2 separate regions of the Homo sapiens genome follow, and region 1 is linked to region 2. Evidence: chromatin loops called from intact Hi-C (ENCODE). Cell type or tissue: A673. All regions are shown on one strand. Each heading gives the region's core, and the rest is flanking DNA. Links, peaks and the distances in the headings are about the cores only.

What was found. Hi-C counts contacts between places; a loop is a spot of excess contacts. Peaks named below come from ENCODE experiments on the same cell type or tissue, not always from the same donor. Only the 100,000 strongest peaks of a DNase experiment are listed, where the experiment ranks them.
Region 1: it touches region 2 in a loop (8-fold over the local background); 1 of 110 quality-filtered maps calls a loop at or near these places.

The regions. Positions count from the first base shown.
Region 1 is chr1:163,701,912-163,710,343 of GRCh38, reverse strand. No RefSeq gene overlaps it. Among named protein-coding and RNA genes, the nearest start is that of NUF2, 380 kb to the right of the region's middle. In A673, for the core only: no CTCF peak of the experiment used is centred there; a DNase peak (open chromatin) is centred at 3,203; H3K27ac peaks cover 1,492 bases.
Region 2 is chr1:163,585,508-163,593,939 of GRCh38, reverse strand. No RefSeq gene overlaps it. Among named protein-coding and RNA genes, the nearest start is that of NUF2, 270 kb to the right of the region's middle. In A673, for the core only: no CTCF peak of the experiment used is centred there; DNase peaks (open chromatin) are centred at 4,029 and 4,929; H3K27ac peaks cover 4,832 bases.

The DNA.
Region 1 (8,432 bases), core at 1,242-6,241, 120 kb before region 2:
GCCCTCAGGAGCATCTGAGAAAGCCTGAAAAAGGGCCCCTGCCAGGGTCAGACTTCAAACTTCAGTTGGATCTGACTGGATTGGGGTGAGAGGTATGTTGAAAACATTGCAGTTATTACTTAGCAATTAGTGGAGGCTAATAGCTGAGGTTGATACCAATAGTAGCAGAACAACCAGATTTTGTTAATAACAGGTTAAAGAGAAAGTTAAAGAGAGCATAGCTAAAACCACAGATATTGCTGGTGGTCAGAAACATTTTGTGCATATCCAAGCTTGGAAACTGTAAGGACCAACATCAGAGGCTGCGAACTGCAGAGGAAATAGACTTCGCTAAATTAGTCCAACTGAGTCACTAAAAAACAAACAAGCAAATAAATAGACAACAACAACAATGGCTTCAGAGGGAAAAGGGCCAATATTTAGAGTTCCTACAACACATTATCTAAAATCTCCAGTTTTCCACAATAACAAAATGAGACATCAAGAAAAAAACTAAAACCAAGGAGGTATGACTCATCTATAGCAATAAAAAGCAGACAATAGAAACTGCCCTGCAGGGGATACACAAAAAGAGAAGACTACAAAATGACTTTTGTAAATATTTTCAAAGACCTAAAGGGAACTATGCTTAAATAATTAGTAGAAAGGATGATGACAATAACTCAACTAAAGAAATGAAAATTATTTAGAAGAACCAAATGGGCATTCTGAAACTGAAAGTACAATAATTAAAATAAAAAGTGCACAAAGAACCCAACAATAGACATGAGATGGCCAAAAAAAGTCAGTGAACTTGAAGATAGATCATAGAGATGATAAAGTCTGCAGAACAGAGAGGAAACAGAATTGAGAATAATGAAGAGAGTCTCCGAGAAATGCAGGACACCATCAAGTATACCCACATAAGGGGAGTATCAGGAAAAAAAAAGAAATAAAATTTAAAAATTTGAGAAAACAGTTATAAAACCTTCCCAAATTTGATGAAAAACACTAATCTACACATTTAAGGAGCTCAACGAAGTCCAAGAATGATAAACATGAAAGAATCTATCATAAGATGCATTAATTATAGGCAAAATGTTAAAAGCAGCAAGAGAAAACCAATTCATCAGATACAAGGATTTCCAATAAGATGAAGAGCTCATTTTCATCAGAAGCAGTGGAAGTCAGTAGGCAGTAAACAGACATATTTAAAGTTCTGAATAAAAGAGTACGAACACCAGAAAACCTATATCCAGTAAAAGTATTTTTGAAAAACAAAGCCAAAAACAACAACCCAGATGAAAACAGAGATTTCATTCCTTGCAAACTTGTATTGTAAGAAATAAGAAAGGAAGTCGTTTTGTTTAAACACAAGCGACATCAGAAAGTAATTCCCATGTACACATAAAAATCAAGAACACTGAAAAAGGTAATTATGTAGGTAATTATGAATGACAGTATAACTGAATAGTTCTTTTCATTTCTTCTCTTATTTAAGGAGTAATTGTATAAAACAATATGCATATAATTGCATTGTTAGGCCTGTGACATATAGAAATGTAATATATTGGTAAAAAAAAATAGCACAAAGGAGACAGGTGGGAACAAAGCTGTATGGAAGTGAGAAATGGAAGTGAAAAAATGCAGTGAATGGTAAATCAAATACAAAGTATGAAATGAAGAGAACAAAAAGTGGTAAAGATGAAAGTTAACACCATAAATACAAACTTGTTTGCTTTCTGTACTAGTCTGTTCTCACACTGCTATGAACAACTACCTGAGACTGAGTAACTTATGAAGAAAAAAAGTTTAATTGACTCACAGTTCTGCAGGCTTAATAGGAAGCATGGCTGGGAGGCCTTAGGAAACTTGCAATCATGGCAGAAGGCAATGGGGAAGTAAGCACATCTTACCATGGCTGAGCAGGGGAGAGAGAGAGGGAGAGGAGGTACCACACACTTTAAGCCATCAAATCTCATGAGAACTCACTATCATGAGAACAGCATGGGGAAAATCCATCCCTACAATCCAGTCACCTTCTACCAGGTCCCTCCTCCAACACTGTGAATTAAAATTTCATGAGATTTGGGTGGGGACACAGAGCCAAACCATATCACCTTCCTTCTCTCGCCTTCTTTAAAAGAAAAAAAATGCATATATTAATCGCAAAAATGTATGGCTGGGTTTCTAACATATATAGATACACCAAGTATGAAAATGAAAGAATATAGCTATACAAGTAAAGTTTCCCTATCAGATTAGAATTAAGGTAGTATAAATCTGAAGTCGATATGCAAGGGAGAGGGTGGGAGGAAGGAGAGGAGCAGAAAATATAACTATTGGGTACTGGGTTTAATACCTGGGTGATGAAATAATCTGTACAACAAACCCCCATGACATGAGTTCACCAATGCAACAAACCTTCACATGTACCCCCAAACCAAAAAATAAAAGTTAAAAATAAAATAAATAAGGTAAAATATACTACAATGCTATAGTAACCTAATTAGCATGGTAGTGGCATAAAAACAGACATATAGACCAATGGAACAGAATGAAGGACCCAGATATAAATCCACACATTTATAGTCTACTCGCTTTTGACAAAGTCTCCAAGAACATACAGTGGGGGAAAGGACAGTCTCTTTAATAAATAAGCAGGGGCAGAAGAATGAAACTAGATCCTGCTCTTTGACCCTACACAAAATCAGATCAATGTAGATTGAAGACAAATCTTACATCTGAAACCATGAAGTTACTAGAATAAAACATTTGTGAACTGCTGCAGGACATTGGTCTCAGCAAAGATTTTTTGTGTTTGACCTCAAAAAGCACAGGGAACAAAAACAAAAATAGACAAATGGGATTATATCCAGCTAAAAACCTTCAGCATAGCAAAAGGAAACAATCAACAAACTGGGAGAAAAAACAATCCACAGAATGGGAGAAGTAAGTATTTGTAAACTATCCGTCAGACAAGGGATTAATAATCAGAATACATAAAGAGCTCAAACAACTAAATAGCAAAAAACAAATAATTTAAAAAATGTGCAAAAAATCTGAATAGACATTTTTCAAAAGAATACATACAAATGCCAACAGGTACATAAAAAATTCTCAACACCATTATTCAGAGAAATGCAAATAAAACTACATTCTCACCCCAGTTAGAATGGCTTATATAAAAATACAGGAAATAACACATGCTGGCGAGGATGTGGAGAAAGGGGAAGTCTCATACAATGTTGGTGGGAATGTAAATTAGTACAGCCACTATGAATAATGGTATGGCATTTCCTCAGAAAACCAAAAATAGAACTATATATGATCTAGCAGTTCCACTACTGAGTTTATATCCAGAAGAAAGGAAGTCAATATATTGAAAAGATATCTGTATTCCCATGTTTACTGCAGCACTTTTTCCAGTAGCCAAAATATGGAATCAACCTAAGCGTCCATTAGCAGATGAATGGATAAAGAAAATGTGATACATATATACAATGGAATGTTATTCAGCCATAAAAAAATCCTATTATTTGCAGCAACATGGGTGGACTTGGAGGTAATTATGTTAAGTGAAATAAGACAGGCACAGAAAGACAAATAGCATATGTTCTCACTCATATGGGGAGCTAAAAAGGTGGATCTCATGAAGATAGAGAGAAGACTGGTAGTTATCAGGTTCAGAAGATTAGGGGGAAGCGGGGATGAAGACAGGTTGGTTAATGGGTATAAGAACACACTTAGAATAACTGGTGTTTGACAAATCAGTAAGGTGACTATAATTAACATTAATCGGTTGTACATTTCAAAATAGCTAGAATAATTCAAATATTTCTATCATAAAGAAAAGAATATTTAAGGTGATAGATATCCCAATTACATTGATTTGACTATATGATTGTATCAAATTATCATGAGTATCCCTAAAATGTGTACATTATGTATTAAAAAATTAAATAACAATGTTTAAATGGATCACAGAACCAAATGTAAGAATTAAAATTATAAATATCTGGCTGGGCACAGTAAGTAGCTCATGCCTGTAATCCCGACACTTTGGGAGGGCAAGGCAGGGGATCACTTAAACCCAGGAGTTTGAGACCAGTCTGGGCAACATAACAAGCCTGCCCCATCTCTACAAATGATAAAAATATTAGTCAGGCAGGGTTGCACACACCTGTGGTCCCAGCTACTCAGGAGGCTGAGATAGAAGGATCCAGTCACCTGACCCCGGGCAATCATGGCTGCAGTGACCCGTGATGGCACTGCACTCCAGCCTGGACGACAGACTGAGACACCATCTCAAAAAAGAAAAACAAAAATAAAAACAACAAAAATCGAGGAAATCTCCATGACTTTGGTTGGGCAGTCCTCTTAGATAGGACAACAAAAGTGAAAGAAGCAAAACTAAAAATTAAATGGATTTGATCAAAATAAAGATTCATGCTTCAGATGATATCATCAGAAAATGAAAAGACAACCCAGAAAATAGAAGAATATCTCCAATCACATATCTGATAAGGGTGTTGCATGCAGAATATATTAATATAAAGTATCCTTGCGGCTCAACAAAAAGATAAGTATCACAATTTAAAAATGGTAAAGGATATGAATAGATATTCCTTCAAAGAAGACATACAAATGGCCAATAAGCACATGAAAAACCATTCGAGCCAAAATGCAAATCAAAATTACAGTAAAATATCCCTTAACACTCAATAGAAATGTTAAAACCAAAGACAGACAATGACAAGTGTTGTCAAAGATATGAAGAAATTGGAGTCCTCATACATTGCTGGTGGGAACATGAAATGGTGCAGATGCTTTGGAAAACAATTTGGCAGTTTTACAGAAAGTTTGAACAGAATTAACATGTGACTTAGCAATTCTCCTCCAAGGATGAAATGAAGAGAAATCAAAACATACGTCCATGCAAAAATCTTGCAGGTGAATGTTCATAGCAATCTTATTTAAAATAGGCAAAAGGAGGGAACAATTTAAATGTGAATCAATTGAGGAAATAAATAAACCATCAATTGATGAAATAAATAAACCATCTCTATCTATACAATGGAATATTATTTGACATTAAAAAGGAATGCAGTACTGATAGATCCACAACATTAGATGAACCATAAAAATATTATGCTAAATGAAAGAAGCTAGTCTCTAGAGACCATATATTGTGTAATTCCATGCATATGAAATGTCAAGAATAGAAAAATCTGTACAGATAGAAAGTAGATTAGTGGTTGCCCAGGACTGGGAGTTGGAAGTGGGATGGGAAGTGGAAGGGATTGGAGAATGACTGCTAATGGGTATGTAGTTTCTTTTGCATGTAGCAAAAATGTAAAATTATACTGTAGTAAAAAATTACACAATTCTATAAGTACACTAAAAACCACTGAATTGTACACTTTAAATGAATGACTTTTATGATTTGCGAACTGTCTCTCTCTATATACGACTATTTTAAAAAAGAAAGGGAGACAGAAAGGGAGAAAGAGAGAATATTAAAGGAAAAAAGATGTGAAAGTTCCAAATACACTCTAGTTTGGCTGAATTTGGCTGAAACATAGGTTGTATAGGGTTGATGTTAAAGAAAAGGTTTACAAACGCAGTTGAGACCAGCTGTAGAAAAATGTGGAAAGCTGTCTTAGACACTAAGGAAGAAGTCTGCATTTATCGAATAGGTGATGGATCCTTATTTGATAAAGACAATATTTAAAATCAGAAGAAAGTAGCACTATCTTTGTTTTACAAAAATCATATTTGTAGCAGATGAGCATAGAATGGAGGGGGAAAATAGTGTAGCCTGAGAGGCCAGGAAGAAGGATATGAAAATAATCCAATTGAGAAATGATACCTGTCATTCTAATGGTTCACCTAGAATCCAACACAGTGTTTCCCTTTTGTTTTGGAGTCAAAGTACATCTACATTACTCTCCATGCATCTATTTGGTATTTAGAATAAAGATAATCAAAATGTGTTTTCTGACAATATTTCCAACATACAATATTTCCAACATACGATCCACCCCGACATTAAGTGAAGTTATCTAGAGCTATTTCATCATTGCTTCCTCTGTCCATGCTGCTCTACTACAGCTGTGTGGGAATGGGCTACAACGTGGTGCTTAAAAGACTTCAGCAGACCTTGCCAAGTATTCAGCTGTAGCTCTTGCCTTTGTCCTCCTATAACAAGATAATGCAAGATACACAACACAATGTCAAACACTGTAGTTATTCATTTAATAGTTATTACTGTCATGTATAAGCTATGCCAAATGTCAAATTTATGCTTCTGATTCTAGAACCATTCAGATGGTTTCTGAGAACTTGGGCATGACTACAGTTCACTGTTATTCTGATTGACCTATGCTATCTAAACCCAATTTAAGTCACCATTGCTCATTTCTGACACAGGTATAAAGGAATGAGGTGTTACTCCCTTTGAGTAAAGAGTACATGTTATGACTTTTCCGCTTTCACTGCTTCAGCATTAACCAGTGCCTTCATGAGTTCCCTGTTAGTTAAAAGAAATATAACTTTCCTTCAGATTTGTTTTTCTAATATGAATTCCCATCTTGTATTGCTAAATGTTTCAGACAATGGAAAAGCGTCTCAACTTCCTAATAGGTGTTTCTTTCTAGACCATATTATTCAGCACCTAAATGTAGCAATTCTTAGGATTTCAGAGATGTAAATGACAAATTTAAAACTTAGAGGAAAAAAAAAGAACTCAGAGCTCATAGATAATATTTCTCAGATGTTTGGTGGAACCAAACAGATGTATAAACTGACACATACTCCAGGGCATAGCATGTTCTTCAAATAGAAATCGAGGATTAGCAGTATTTCTTCATCTGCAAAATGGGATTAATAGTGTTTGCCACCTGTCATCTCACCAGGGTGTTGAGAGGAAAAATAAGTTCATTCAAGGAAAGTTCTCTGAGATATTTAGAAGGCAGCACATTAATGCAGACATCACTTTGTTTCATGGCAAAACAACTGAGATTCTGACTTCCCTGGAGGAGTAAGATCTTATTTCCAAAATGCATGCCTTTGAGAGAGAAAGTTTTAAGAAATAACATTCTATGAGCAATAATTCCATATCTGCCTAATCTAATGAGAGACAGGGAATGATAATTTACCCAGTAGGGAAATGTGCAATTGGAATACTTCTGGCAAATGTCTGGGTACATACATTCTTGTGCGCCCTTTCCTACCTCCAACTTCACCTCTTCCAGACTCCCCCTCCTTATGAAAAGATAAGGTTGAGTTTATTTTGTTATTACAGTTTTAAACATCAGAAATGGATATAAACTATAATTCTTGGTTTTAGACAAGAAGCAACACAGTCTTATCATATGTGAGTTAGAAGCATGCTCTGTGTTAGGAAACAGTTAGATGATATGGTTATATAAGCATGCTCTAGATTCAAATGTTCTGAGTTCAAATGTTGACTTTCAAGCACAGTTAGTTTATCTGACCTTGATTTCCTTGTATGTTAAATTATTACTTGCCTGTAACATTTAATGTGTCTGCCACATGTAATGATCACTCATTAAGTGTCCTGTTACATTTGCTGTCTTCTGAAAGGGCTCAGTAATAATCGTTGGCTCAATGGAGCACCTACTTTCATTCTCTGGAGCTGAAGTGGTTATAGGTCGATGGAAGAAGAAGTCTTACCTAATTATTCATTAAAATAAGTAAAAATAGGGGTTACCAATAGGCTATGAAATGGAAAGCTTGAGTTCCTAGGGTCTTTCTTTCACCAAACACTGAAGAGAGGTTAAATCATTTTAAGACTCTGCCTCCTCTTGACAAATAATAGGCAAAATCACCACCCTTCTCCATGAGCTAAGTAACATTGGTAAAGAGAAACAACATCAGAGAACGTACGTTGATTAGAGGAAGAGCATATAACCCCCTAACATAAGCATGAAACAGTTTTAAATATTAAAGCTCCAGCTCTTATTACCCTAATTTCCAAAGACAGGCAGTTAGTGTCAGTAGGATTATTTTTACTAACAGAAAGAAAACAAAGAGGGAAGAGCTTTTGATTAATATGTGAGTCCTCTGGGAAGTTGTTATCATAGAAGAATTTCTTTTCTCCACATGCACATGGGAGGTTCTACAAAATCCTTCTCATTACAACAGCAGTTTCCCATCCTAAAGAGAGCTGTGAAGAGCTGTACAACAGAAATGCAAAACAGAAGTGAAGAATGCATGATCCATGAAAATGTTGTTGATGAATTCTATGTAGTCAGGGCAGATGGCCTATAAGAACAGAACTTGGAGCAATTGCAGAGATTGAATATTTATCATACTTAGCATCTCTGAAATAGAAAGTGGTTTGTCTAATATTGACAACTAGGTGACGCTAACAACCAAGGTAATAAAAGAAGAAAATTAAGATTACAACCTGTGCAGAGACATGCACC
Region 2 (8,432 bases), core at 1,535-6,534:
GCCAAGGAGGGAGTAGAGGTGTCCTATACTTGTGGATTAAGGTGGAGAGATACAAGGGGAGGATGTGAAGAAGGCTTTGAACTGGGGAAAAGGGTGGCAATGAGGTGTGGCTGCAGCCTAGGAATAGTCAGGTAAGCAGATAATTTAGTTAAAATGTCTTGGCTTAATAAGGGAACTGGGCAGGTGGGGATAACTAAAAAGGAGTGCATAAAAGAATGTTGTCCAAGTTGGCACCAGAGTTGGGGAGTTTTAAGAGGTTTAGAAGCCTGGCCGTCAATACCCACAACAGTTATGGAGGCAAGGGAAACAGGCCCTTGAAAAGAAGGTAATGTGGAGTGGGTAGCCTCTGTATTAAGAAGAGGTTGAACTTACCCTCCACTGTAAGAGTTACCCAAAGCATCTGTGATGGTCTAGGAAGCCTCCGAGGTGATTGGGCAGTGTCAGTCTTCGGCCTCTAAGCCAAGAAGATCTGGGAAGGAGTCAGTCAGAGAGCCTTGGGCGAGAGTTCCAGGGGCTCTGGGAGAGGCTGCCAGGTGACTTGAACAGTCCGATTTCCAGTGGGGTCCCGCACAGATGGGACAAGGCTTAGAAGGAATCCCAGGCTGCAGGCATGCCTTGGCCCAGTGGCCAGATTTCCAGCACTTGAAGCAAGATCCTGGGGGAGGAAGTCCTGAAGGAACACCTGATCACTGTGGCGTAGGCGTTTTGAAATTCTTGTGTGCTGGAGATGTGGCTGGGGTTTCTCTCACAGTGGAGGCAAGTAATTGCAACTCTTCTCTATTACTGTACACCTTGAAGGCGAGGTTAATTAAGTCCTGTTGCAGGGTTTGAGGGCCAGAATTTAATTTTTGGAGTTTTATTTAATGTCAGGAGTGGATTGGGTAATAAAACGTATATTGAGAATAAGAGGGCCTTTTGATCTTTTAGGGTCTAGGGCTGTAAAGCATCTCAGGGTTGCTGCCAAATGAGCCATGAGCTGGGTTGAGTTTTTATATTTGATGAAAAAGAGCCTAAACACTAACTGATTTGAGAGAGGTCGGATAAAGAAAAAGGAGCATTAACCTTGACTATGCCTTTAGCTCCAGCCACGTTTTTAAGAGGAAATTGCTGGGCAGGTGGGGGAGGGTAGTCACAGAAAAAACTGTAAGCCAGACTGGGTGTGAGGAGGGGAGGTGATAAAAGGATTATAGGGTGGGGGAGCGGAGGCTGAGGAAGAATTGGGACCTGGCTTGGCCTGGTGAGGAGCAGCCTGGGGAGGAGGGGAGAGGTCAGATGGGTCTGTGAAAAAGGAAGATTGGAAAGACTCAGCAACACTTGGGGTTGGGACTGAGGGGACAGGTGGGAGGGAAAGAAGGAAGATTTGGGATGAGTTGCATTGGGAACAGAGACTAGGGAGGGACTGATGTGTAAAAGAATGCCTGGACATCAGGCACCTCAGACCATTTGCCCATTTTATGACAAGAATTATCTAGATCTTGTAGGATGGAAAAATCGAAAGTGCTGTTTTCTGGCTATTTGGAACCATTGTCGAGTTTGTATTGGGGTTAAGCAGCATTGCAGAAGAAAATAAGGCATTTAGGTTTTAGGTCAAGTGTGAGTTGAAGAGGTTTTCAGTTCTTGAGAACACAGGCTAAGGGAGAAGAAGGTGGAAGGTTGCCTGTAGAGAAGGAGGCCAGTCCAGAGAAAAGAGAGGGTAGAGATATGGAGAGAAGGGGTGAGGGGTGCTTGCCCCCCAGGAAAGTGGAGAAGGGGTGGGAGGTGCTTGCCCCCCGGGAAAGTGGAAAAGGGGTAGAGACACAGAGAGAAGGGGTTGGGTGAGCAGCCCTGCGCTGCAATATGGGTGAGCAGCCAAAGCAGGCGTCCCCGCAATAATTAAACACCAAGGGAAGACTGTCTTCATGAGTCCGTGACCAGCACCAGAGTTTTGAGTCCACGGATAAAATGTGTCTCCTTTGTCTCTACCAGAAAAGGAAAGGAACTGAAATTAAGAGAAGGGAGAGATTGAAGTGTGGCGCCAAGGTTGAAAGGAGAAAGAGGTTGAGGGATAGTGAGAGCTTGGAGAAGACAGTAAAAAGCGGCCGCTTACCCAATTTAAAATTGGTGAGATGTTTCTTGGGCTGATTGGTCTGAGGACCAGAGGTTGTAGGTGGATCTTTCTCACAGAGCAAAGAGCAGGAGGACAGGGGATTGATCTCTCAAGGGAGGTCCCCCGATCTGAGTCACGGCACCAAATTTCACACATGTCTGTGTGAAGAGACCACCAACAGGCTTTGTGTGAGCAATAAAGCTTTTTAATCACCTGGGTGCAGGTGGGCTGAGTCCGAAAAGAGAGTCAGTGAAGGGATATAGGGGTGGGGCCGTTTTATAGGATTTGGGTAGGTAGTGGAAAATTATAGTCAAAGGGGGTTGTTCTCTGGCTGGCAGGGGCAGGGGACACAAGGTGCTCAGTGGGGGAGCTTTTGAGCCAGGATGAGCCAGGAGAAGGAATTTCACAAGGTAATGTCATCAGTTAAGGCAGGAACAGGCCATTTTCACTTCTTTTGTGATTCTTCAATTACTTCAGGCCACCTGGATGTATACCTGCAGGTCGCAGGGGATATGATGGCTTAGCATGGGCTCGGGGGCCTGACACAAAGGACCTGAGTAGACATTTTTCCAGGGAAGGCATACAAATGGACAATAGGTACATTAAAAGGTGCTTAACATCAGTAATCATCAGAGAAACACAAATTAAAGCCACAATGGGATACTACATGACACCTATTAGGATGGCTATTATCAAAAAGAGAAGAGATTAAGTGTTTGTGAGGATGTAGAGAAAAGGGACCTTTTGTGAACTGTTGGTGGGGATGTAAGTTGGTACAATAATCATGGAAAACAGTATGGAGCTCCCTCAAAAACAAACAAAAAAAGTGAGCTACCTAATGACCAAACAATCCCATGTCTGGTTATATACCTAAAGGAAACAAAATCAAGATCTTAGATATCTTTTCTCCCATGTTTGTTACAGCTTTACATAGCCAAGCCATGGAAACAACGAAGTGTCCACTGACAGATGAATTCATTTAAAAATGTAGTATGTATATACAATGAAATATTATTTATCCTTAAAAAGATGGAAATCCTGCCACTTGCAACAACATGTTTGAACCTTGACAGCATTATACTAAGCAAAATAAATCAGACAAAAAAGACAAATACTATCTGATCTCATTTTTATATGGATCTAAAAAAGTCAAATTTACAGAAGCAGAAGGTGGAATGGTGACTGAGCAGCTGGGTGGGGGAATCGAGAGATGTTGGTCAAAATGTACAAACATTTAGTTAAAATGAATAAGTTATGGGATTGTAATATACAGTATAGTGACTATGGTTAATACTTTCGTATACTTGAAATTTAATAAGAAAATAGATATTAAATGCTGTCATACATACATACATACACACACACAAATACTAACTATATGAGGTGGTGGATGTGTTAATTAACTTGAGTGCCAGTCACTTCACAATGTATGTATATCAAATTATCATACTATACACCTTAAATTTTTACAATTTTTTCTACCAATTATACCTCAATAAACCCAGGGGCTGGAATAAGTGGACTTTGTCTAAGTCAGTCTTTTGCAAAGTACAGGTCAAAACTCATCAATAGTTCATAAAATCAAATCAGTTGATCACAATGAGTATTTAAAAAAGTGACATAGAATGCAATAGCAAATATCAGAATGTGTCTAATGTAATAAGGATAAATTTTGTTTTATGGCACTCTATCTTCAGTTATATGTGTATAAATGTGTGCATTGTAATAGAAATTGTATTTCTTAGTGTGACAGGAAGGACGGAATGAAGGAAGGAAGGAAGGAAGGAAGGAAGGAAGGAAGGAAGGAAGGAAGGAAGGAAGGAAGGAAACACTGCTCTATACCAACAGAAAAACTGTAGCTATACAATTACGCTGCACCAGCACTACAGTGGGTTGTTGCTTCCAGTAAAGCTCCTGACTATACTGGATCAATCAAGCTGACTGCCTCAGCCAATTTCACAAGGCATAGAATTGTCTCAATTGGTCCAAGAAGATGTCAGTCAGGATGATATACAGTCAATTATATAAGTCCATACCTTCAGTTAAGATTTCAATATATAGCCAGCTCTACTCCCCTAGATTACTTCATCATCATTATTTTTTGCCTTCTGAAACTCAACAAAAATTAAACTCTTCAGGCAACAGCTTTATGTATAGCCATAGCAGTGGATGAACAGTGGGAAGGATTTTAGCTGGCAACAAATATACATACATTTATTAATCTGGTACTTATTGAGTACTTTCTATGGGCAAAATTAACCCAATATGTTAAGAGTAATTAATCACGATAGTGTATATATGCAAAGTTTTCCGTATACACAGATGACTAAATCTGGAGATTACATGGCTTCTCTAAGAGAGATCTTGAAACAAAGATCAGAAGTAAATCAAGAGTCATTTTAGTAAAGAGATAGGAAAGAAACTCATTTGGATTGGGTAGAGAAGTGAGTAGGAGGAGAGAATATGAACACAGAGAATGTAGACAATGTTTTGGAAACTTTTTTCTTAAGTTTCATTTTGTTTGGGAAAAAAAGAAGAAAATAGACTATGCTTGGATAGAGTAGCCAAATCAAAAGAGATATTGCTCAGTTTTTATATTATTAGATGGGAAGGATTTGATCACCTTTAAAGGCTGAAGGAAAATTTCTCGGAGATAGGATATTTCCACATATCCACCTTTCAGGAGTAATTGGACTTAGATAATGCTGTCAGTAATCCTATTATCCACTGTGATGGGAATCATTCTGGATATCTGTGGGGGTCTCCACTATAAACAATCCCCGGCCCCTGTTGCATCAATGCAGGACAGCTTCTATTACAGTTTGACTTATGATGTTTCATCAGAAGTTAAGTCCAGTAATAAGCCTTAGACTCCTAATCTGGTCTGTAAGAGTATCCATAGCACTTGAAAGTCCCCTGCCCCCGAAGCTTGGGAAGGGGTTGGGTAAGTGGATAGCAGTGAGAAATGGCAAATTCTGTCTCATGATTCTCATTCATTAGAAAGACAAAGCTCAATCCATCTAACTGATTTAAATGCCACCTACCATCTGGATTTTTCTGGGTTTTTGTTCCAATGTAAGATTGAATCCTGGTGGGAGGGGAGCACAGGGAAGTGCATTTGACATCCATAACATCGGATCCTGGCACTTTCTCCTTACCATTCCCAGCAATTCTTGTTGCTGACGCCCAACATGCACAATAGGCAAATTCATTTCCAAAGCAAAGGTAAACCTGCTTGTCATTTTTGCCTTCAACATGTCATATGAAGGTGCATATCAGTGTTGGTCAGGGGTGAGGACTACTCCTGAGAAAAGTAGAAGGAAAACTTAGGAGAAAATAGAAAGGTTGTTGGACCTTACGGTTTTTGTGGAGTTCTGCAGAGGCAACAAAGGATGGAACCTCAGGAGTAGAAGGACCATCAGCTCAGATGTGAGCATTCTCTCTACAGTGTCTCCCCAAGCCATTATCCAGCCTGGGAGGACATAATCTCATCTCAGTGACAGGGACATCTTATGTGGTAGCTATTGATAGCTTTGGACAGTTCTCATGACTAATGTTTCTTCATATGTAGCTGAAAAACTCCTTACTCATTGGAATTTTACTCTGATTTTAATAAGAAATAAGGGGAAGAATGACTAATACTAATACTAATACTAATACTAATACTAATAGTCAGAACATCAACATGTCAAGTACTCCTTGTTTAATACTCACCATAGGTCCAAAAGCAGCTAAGCACTTAATAGACGTTATCTCAAAGGAATAAGAATAATGCTCGTTCCACATCTGTGACAGGCTAAATAATGGCCCTCCAAGATGTCCACATCCTAATACCCAGAACCTGTGAATATATTGTATCGCAAATGAGGATTAAGGTTGCTAAGCCACTGATTTTAAGACAGGGAGATTCTCCTAGGTTATTTGTGTGAACACAAGGTCAACACAATGATCCTTAAAATGGGAACGTGTCATAAGAGTCAATGTTAGAGTCCACTGCATCCAGTGTGAAAAAAACTCAACGGGCCACCACTGACTTTGGCTTTAAAGTTGGAAGGGGCCACAGTCAAGGGATGTAGGCAGCCTTCAGAGGCTGGAAATAAGAAAAAAATGGATTGTCCCCTAGAGCCTCCAGAAGGAATACTTCCACCAACACTGTGATTTCAGCACAACCTTGTCAGACTTCTGATCAGACTTACAGATCAGTAAGATAAAGCATTTGTGTTGTTTTATGCCACTAAGTTTGTGGTAATCTGTCACAACAGCAATGAAAAACTAGCACAACATTGAAATCCCTTGCAAAAGTCAGTTATACACCATGTTTTGTTCCCAGGCTAAGCATCCAGGCTCTTACCAGCAAAACCTGGCTTACACACAAAGTATAAAGTATTAAGGCTGTTTGGCTTGATTTGGCTTGGTTGGTATTAAATGTCATATTTAATACAACCAGGATGACTGTTTTCCAGAATGATACCTTTAGGAATCATTATATATTCTTCCTCAATGCTGTCATTGTTTCCAATATTTTGAAACTTGCCTTCAGTTTTGAACACACACAAAAAAATGGTATTATTTTATTACCAGGCATTTTTGTTGCTTTTCAAAACCTCATTTTGAGCCAGAGAAATATTACCCTATCTTAACAATCCTCTTTTCACCTCAGTGTGTTAAGAATTTTGACTATTTGAAAAAATTAAATATACCCCTCAACAGATTGATGTTTAAGACCACGGAAACAACTCTAAACAATGTGCTCAAAATGTTCTGTAGGGAATTTCCCCAAAGAGATCCCAAAACTCTTCTGGGCAAGAGCAGTGTCACTGAATAAGGACAGTACAGACTCGATGCTACCAAAGGGAGATCCTAATGTATATGGTTGTTGAATGTTTCTTAAAAATGAAACAACAAAGGCATCAATTTACATCAAACTGAAATACACTTTTGCAGTAGCAATGGAAACATTTGCTTTTTTTTTTTAATGCTTAAAAAGGGAGGGAGACAGTAGAAACCACTTGTCTTCTCCTCGCATACCTCTTCTTCATTCTGTCATGAAGATAAAAATAAAATCTCTCCCTCATTCCCCAGCCTCCACCCATGCAAGAAAAAAGAAATAGATCTGTATATTACTTAAACAATCTGCTGTAATTATATATGGCCTAGGTATGAATTACTTCGGGCACTGAGAGTCTGGGGAGAAAACTAGAGGACTCTCACTGCCTATATCCCAGTTTTGTTTGTGTGGTTTTTTAAAATGTTGATCCCCAAACAGTAACCAGCCTAATAACTCTCGACATTCCATCACTAATAAACTTGGTAATGGATTTCTTCTCTCTCTCAGCATTTCCTAGGTTTTGCTCAGGCTGCCAATGAAAGTGAAATGTACTCTGTGTTTGCTTCTCTCACTCTCTCTCTCTCTCTCTTTTTTTTCCCCTTGTTCTTTTTTAAGTTATAGCCACTGGAGAGGCTTGATAAGTTTCTCTCTTATCTCACTAAGACATCTGAGACAGATCCATAGTAACTGAATAATCAATTAATTCTCCTGCAGAGTTCCATTTACATAATGAAAATGCAACGTGCTGATATTTTATACAAGTCATTTTTGGTCGTCTAGACTGATAATATATTGTGTATTGATTGAGGGGGAAAGCCTAATGGATCTTCTGTTGTTGAGGTTGCAAAATTACAATTAAAGTAAAATGACAGAAGCAAGCATCTATTGGATTCATATCTATATATCTCTCTTTAATATAAGATTCTAAATGTCTGGACCTGATTAAGGCTTTGCTCTCATTTGAGCAGAAAGGGCACATAATGTGTAACTGTTCGTGTTCTCATTGCTGTAGCCAAAATCAATATTGTACTGTTTGCAAACATTACCAACGTACAAGGCTAAATCCTGTGTCCTCCGCATAACCAGGGAAGCTGTGACTTAAATCATACCTTTACTGTTGATGCAGTGGCCTTTTAACCTGGAGAAGGAAAGGAATCTTAGTAGAGCTTAGACCAAATAAATAAAAATTAAGACTCCTGTGCTCTACATAGTCCTATGGGAAAATAAGACTTAAGTTTTGATCCTTGTTCATCTGCCTTCATGTATTTATAAAATCAGATCGTAATTAATGCTTTTTATTGTAGCCTTAACACAGAGGGCAGTAGTGTAACGGTTAAGCTCACAGGCTCTTAAGTCAGGCTGTGTGAATTGTTACCCTGTCACTTAAGAACTGTCAGTCACAGAATAACTTACTTGATTTCTTTGAGCCTCAGTTTCCTCATCTATATACAGATATAATATTAATGTTCACCCCTTAGTGTTGTTGGCAGAATTAAATGAGCTCATGCTTGTTAAATG